2 separate regions of the Homo sapiens genome follow, and region 2 is linked to region 1. Evidence: read pairs that join two places in POLR2A ChIA-PET (ENCODE). Cell type or tissue: HepG2. All regions are shown on one strand. Links, peaks and the distances in the headings refer to the core of each region. The heading gives the core; the rest is flanking DNA. Region 1 has its middle 9.0 kb from the start of KIF12. Region 2 overlaps COL27A1 (collagen type XXVII alpha 1 chain).

What was found. Peaks named below come from ENCODE experiments on the same cell type or tissue, not always from the same donor. Only the 100,000 strongest peaks of a DNase experiment are listed, where the experiment ranks them.
Region 2: POLR2A ChIA-PET joins it to region 1 with 6 read pairs; 6 of 35 experiments call an interaction of 5 or more read pairs at or near these places.

Annotation. Positions count from the first base shown.
Region 1 is chr9:114,106,806-114,109,713 of GRCh38, forward strand. No RefSeq gene overlaps it. Among named protein-coding and RNA genes, the nearest start is that of KIF12, 9.0 kb to the left of the region's middle. RefSeq lists a silencer at 1,234-1,323. In HepG2, for the core only: CTCF peaks have their summits at 1,309 (motif pointing right) and 1,822; a DNase peak (open chromatin) is centred at 1,326; H3K4me3 peaks cover 665 bases.
Region 2 is chr9:114,158,357-114,161,264 of GRCh38, forward strand. All of the region lies in intron 1 of COL27A1 (collagen type XXVII alpha 1 chain), which reads left to right. Among named protein-coding and RNA genes, the nearest start is that of COL27A1, 4.3 kb to the left of the region's middle. In HepG2, for the core only: no CTCF peak of the experiment used is centred there; a DNase peak (open chromatin) is centred at 1,602.

The sequences.
Region 1 (2,908 bases), core at 186-2,685:
CATTGAAATGAAAAACTGTTCATCAGAAGATTGCATTTAAGAGGTAAAAAAGCAAACCAGACTGGGAAAAGTTATTTGCAATACACATATCTGACAAAGGACTTCTATCCAGAATATATACAGAGCTTCTACAAGCCAGTAAGAAAAAGACTAACAACTCAACTTAAAACTGACCAAAAGATTTGAACTGGCATTTTGCAAAATATGATATCCAAATATTTAATAAACATATGAAAATTGCCCAACATAATTAGTCACCAGGGAAATTAAATGAAAACCATAGTGAGATACAAGTACACACATACCAGAATGAAATGAATACAATTAAAAAGACAGGCAGTACTGTTTGTGAACCATTTTCAGAAAACAATTTTGCAGTATCTACTAAAGCTAAACAAATCCCTATCCCATGATCTAGCAATTCCACTTAGGTCTCTGCCTAAGAGAAATGAGTTCAAATATCCAACAAAAGACATATATGAGACTGGGCATGGTGCTTCTCATCTGTAATCCCGGCACTTTTGGTGGCTGAGGCAGGAGGATCACTTGAGCCAGGAGTTCAAGACCAGCCTGGGCAACACGGTGAAACCCCATCTCTACAAAAATTACAAAAATTAGCTGGGTGAGGAGGCTGAAGTGGGAAGACCACTTGAGCCCAGACGTTGAGGCTGCCGTGAACCGAGATGGTACCACCGCACTCCAGCCTAGGCAACAGAGTGAGATCCAGTCTAAAAAAAGAAAAAAGAAAAGAAAAAAAGACATATATGAGACTGTTCATAGTAGCTGTTTAGCCACCTCCTTCATCACCACCACCACTGTTTCTACTTCCATCATCCTCATCATTACCACCACTATCACCATAACGCCATCACCACCATTACCAAAACTCAACCATCACCACCAATACCTATGTAACCAGCAGACGCCATAGTCATTTGGTCACTGCAACCACTGTCACCAGCATCATCAAAATCTCTACCGTGACCACCACCATCATCACTATTACCACGCTTCCATCCTTCGGAGTCTGGGCTTATTCATTCCAGGAAACTAAAGCTGTTAAACTGGGCTCCCAGCCAGCGGCACCCCCATTGACCACGGTGCTCCCTGTTCCCACAGCTAGGGCTGAGTTCCTCTGTGTACCCCCTCTCCTCTTCACCCTGTTTTTGTCTGCAGACTGCATTCCTTCCTCAGGAGCAGTAAGTCTCCACTTCTCCTGACGCGATTGAGGATAGGACAGATGGAAGGCCTGCAGGGACCTTAGCAGCCGGCTGGGCCCCGCAGGGCGCATACCCAGCCCTCGCTAGAGGGCAGCAGAGCACCATGCCCCTGCGACCCGGGTTCATCACAAAGGAAGCTTTGTGGAGTGCAGGCCTGCGCTTTGCAGCTCGCTCCTGAGCCAGTGCCCAGCCCCAGGAGGGGCTGACCAGCTGATGCGTGGTGAGAGACGAGCAGGCCCTCAAGATGCACTCTCCGAGAGAGTGAAGAAAGCAACACGAGTAATCAGGGGGCCCTCCCACCAACCCCCTGCCCCCCGGTCCATCCTCTTCAATCCACTCTCCTCCAGTTAGCCCAGCCATCCTTCCCTGGAAAAACCCTGCCCTGGCTTACTCTCGGGCCTCTGAAGAGTGTCTGAGCTCCCAGCTTGGGACTCGAGGCCATTTGGGCTCTTGCTCCTGCTGATCCCTCCGGCTGTGGTCTCCACCACCCTGCACCCCTACCTCCCGCGCTCCAGTCCCCAAAGCTTTGCTTCCATCCTCTGCTTGTGCCGGTGGTTCTCCCTCTTTCAGGAGTGCTGTCTTCCACTGGGTGGACTCGTCCTGCAAGCTTTCCCTAGAACGCCTTCCCTGCCACCCCCTACCCGCCAGGACAGGTCAGAGCCCGCCTCTGAGTCCCCACAGTCTCCCGGGCTCCCCTCCGTTGCAGCACTGATCACACTGGGCTTCTCTCTTCCTGTCTGCTGGGCAGCAGAGACTGTGGATGCTTCATCCCTGAGGTCTATGAGCCAGCGCAGGGCCCAGCACACACTGGGAGCTTAGCAAACATGGGTGGAAGGAAAGAAAGGAGCCAGGAAGGAGGCAGGGGTGCTGGTGAGAGGCCTGCTGGGCGCTTCTCTGTGTCCTTCCTCAGCCTCCATCTCTCTTCCCTCCCTTCCTCTGGGGGCTAACAAAAAACACTCAACTCCATGATGCGAGGATTCATTTAGGGACTCATTTGTCATGGAGATCATCAGCTCCTGTCACAAAGCTGCTCTCAAATGCACCCAGAAACAGGGTGACATTCTTCTCGCTTGGGCCAAGCTGGCCTCTCAGACCAAACTGTCCGATGCAAATCTAGAATCCCCAGAGGGTGGAGGCCAGGCTCTACTAGGCCCAGGTGAGCCCCCGTGTCGCTGCTCTCTGCTCTTTCCAGCACCCCAGCAGCACATTACACAGGAGGGCTTATGGCCATTTTTCAGCTAGAGACTGAAGTCTTGGTGGGAAGAGGCAGAGCCCAGTCTGGGGCTCACCCTGCAAGGCAGCGTGGCACAGTACTGAGGTGGAGCGGAGATGAGAAAGAAGGTCTGTGAGGAAGGAGGTTCTTCTTATATCACATGACAATCATCTATCATTGCTCCACTTGTACCCCACGCAGAGGAAAAGCCAGATGGGTCCAGGGCCTGTTGTGAAATTTTTGCCAACAGAGCTTGCTGTCCATCTATAATTAAAACATGAGTGGAGGCCATAGGACTCATTACATTTCCCAAAATTCTCCATGCAGAGATCATTGAATTCACTTCTGTCTGGCTCACTACTGCATTTTACAGATGGGAAAACGAAAGGAGGCCAGTACAGGCTGGGGCAGCAGTTGCATTCGTGGGAGAGCCGAGACTCTAGGGAGAGATGGAGAGCCATAGAAACCCATTGGT
Region 2 (2,908 bases), core at 91-2,590, 51 kb after region 1:
TGCCGGTTCTGGCAGTGTGGTTACCCAGGAGTAGCCCCATTTGGTGCACTGGCAGAGGGCCTTTTGCAAGGGCATAGAAACACCTGGGTTTCCTCTTTGGAGGGCTGTGTGGCCAGACGATGTTTCCATGTGATGTTTCCTCGCGGCTCCCGTTTCGGCTGCCTCCTGGCCTCCCTGGCCTCTGTGCTCTGGTCTTCCTGACATTCTGGAGCCCTGGGTTTGCAGAGACAAGGCCCACAAGACAAGTGGTGAAAACAGAAGTCTGGAAGAACAAAGCCCTGAGCCAGCACAGGCACTAACCATGATTAGCAGTAGCCTAAACAGGATTGGAACGGGAGCAAAAGAATCGGCAGGGCCTCCCTCTGAGAGCCAACTTTCCAGGCCTGGAGCTGACTTAGATGGCTCGTTGGCTCCCTGGGTTGCATCTCTGTTCCTGCTGGTGAAGGCTGGGGCTCGGGTCTCTGGCAAGTAGGAAGTCCCTGCAAGTCTCCAATTTCTGCTCCATGGAGACAAGTCAAATGAAAAGGACTATCTGTTAAGTCATAGACTTGAAGCACTGTGTGACTTCGGGCAAGTAACTTGCCCTCTCTGGGCCTCAGTTACGCATCTTTTCAAAGAAGGGAGAGAGAGGACTAGAATCTGACCCCTAGATGATCTTAAATGGCCTTCTTCCACTCTGACATGCTCTATACTTGGGAAGTTTATGGGTCAAGTGCACACAGAATCCATTTCCAAGAGGGTCAGCTGCATTTGTCAGGGAGAATGAATGGAGGTTGAATACTTCTGTAATAGGCCTTCAGGGCTGAAGTCCTCAAGTTGGAAGCCATGGTGTTAGGAAGCTTAATTGAAGAGAAGATTCTGATTCCATGTCTCCTGTGGACTTCTTCTTCCTGATTTTCAGAGATTACAAGGATTTGCCCTCTAATTCTCTGCAGAGTAGTCATTTTGGTATAGCTGTAGCCAGGGAAACTGACCGAGAAGGACATGTGTCGTTTTTGTACCTTCTCTTCCCCACCTCGCCTTTCTTTATCAGTTTGGGAAACTTCCTAGGAAGTTTGGTATGTGACATAATCCAATGAAGGACTCAAGGAGTGAGGGCAGGTGCCAGACAAGGGCCAGGAAGAGAGGGGGCTGGAAGGAGATGGAACAGAAATAAATGGGATCGCAGGAACACAGGAAGGCAAGGGGTAGTCTCCTCTGAGGAGGCATTCATGGAAAAAATGATTCTAAATTTGGGGACTGCTGAATGACAGAAAGTACAGTCAACTTCTTTATTGCAGGATTTCTCCGAGCCTTTGATATACAGTTGTGCTTTCCGGATTGTCAAGACTGGGATGCAGGGTACAGCTCTTCCCTAATGTATCTGGCCAATTTCCTAGAAAGCATGTCCCTGGTGGGTGTGGGAAATACTACTGAAGAATTATGAGCCCAGACGTTGCCCAGGATGGAAGTACCTGCCTTCCCTGAGCCTTGGTATTCTCCGTTTGTGTAATTAAACAAAGCTGCCTTTTATTTCTCTCCAGGGCTCATGCTATTGCCATTTGCTTCAAGTAAGCAAGTCATGCCAGAAAGGTTGGCCCTGCCCTTCTCCCCAGGCAACCCCAGGGCAGCTTGACACTTTGACCTTTAGTCGTTGCCCATGGTGAGCTGGGGGCCTGGCCCCATGAAAAGGCATTCTCACAACAGTGGCAGCAGATTGGAGAGGATGAAGAGGAAGGACCAAGGATTATCTTGGAGCAATTCTGGAAAAAGTCAGAGTAGGGGAATTAAGGCTTTGGGAAGACACTTTTTAAAGTCTATTTTTTTTTTTTTTTTTGAGGCAGAGTCTCGCTCTGTCGCCCAGGCTGGAGTGCAGTGGCATGAACTTGGCTCACTGCAAGCTCCGCCTCCTGGGTTCACGCCATTCTCCTGCCTCAGCCTCCCAGGTAGCTGGGACTACAGGCGCCCGCCACCACGCCTGGCTAATTTTTTTGTATTTTTGGTAGAGATGGGGTTTCGCTGTGTTAGCCAGGATGGTCTTGATCTCCTGACCTCATGATCCGCCTGCCTCGGCCTCCCAAAGTGCTGGGATTACAGGTGTGAGCCACCGTGCCCGGCCGTTTTTTAAAGTCTAGAGTCCTGTCATATCAGGTGATATTAATTCATCTTATAAAAATATACTGGACACTTCCTGTGTGCCTGCCAGGGGCTGGAAATATAAGCCCGGCATGGTGGCACATGCCTGTAATCTCAGCTACTCGGGAGGCTGAGGTGGGAGGATAGCTTGAGCCCTGGAGTTCAAGTCTAGCCTGGGCAACACTGTGAGACTCTGTCTCAAAAAAAAAAATGAAAAAAAAAAAAAGAGTGAATAAGACAGGCATCCTTGCCCTTTAGAGACTTCGTCTAGACAGGGAAATAGGAGAGTAGACAATGACCACACATGTGAGACCTGCTGTAGTGTGGCATGTGCAGTGAGCTGCGGGAGGTGACACCCAAGCTGGGATCTAATGGATGTGTAGGAACTGACCAGGCAAAGGAGTAGTGTCTACATGATGGGAGTAGCATGTGCAAAAGCCCAGAGCTGGAGAAGGCGTTCAGGGGACCATCACTGGCGTCTGAGTGCTATTTCAGCTGGTTTACATTATGCTGCAAGTAACTGAAGACCCAACTCAAAATAGTTTAAACGATAAGGGGGGTTATTCCCATATCAAGAGGCCTCAAGGAAGAGCAGTACTAGGGTTGGTGAATTCAGCATCCCAACAGTGTCTTCAGACACCCACTATTTTTCTGTTCTGCTATCCTCACGTGCTCATGGGGCTTGTTACCTTATGTGCCCAAAATGACTGCAGCAGCTCCGAGCAGTATGTCCTTACTCAACAACATATAAAGACTTGAAGAAAACCTTCTCTGTCCCTTTGAAATGCTTTCC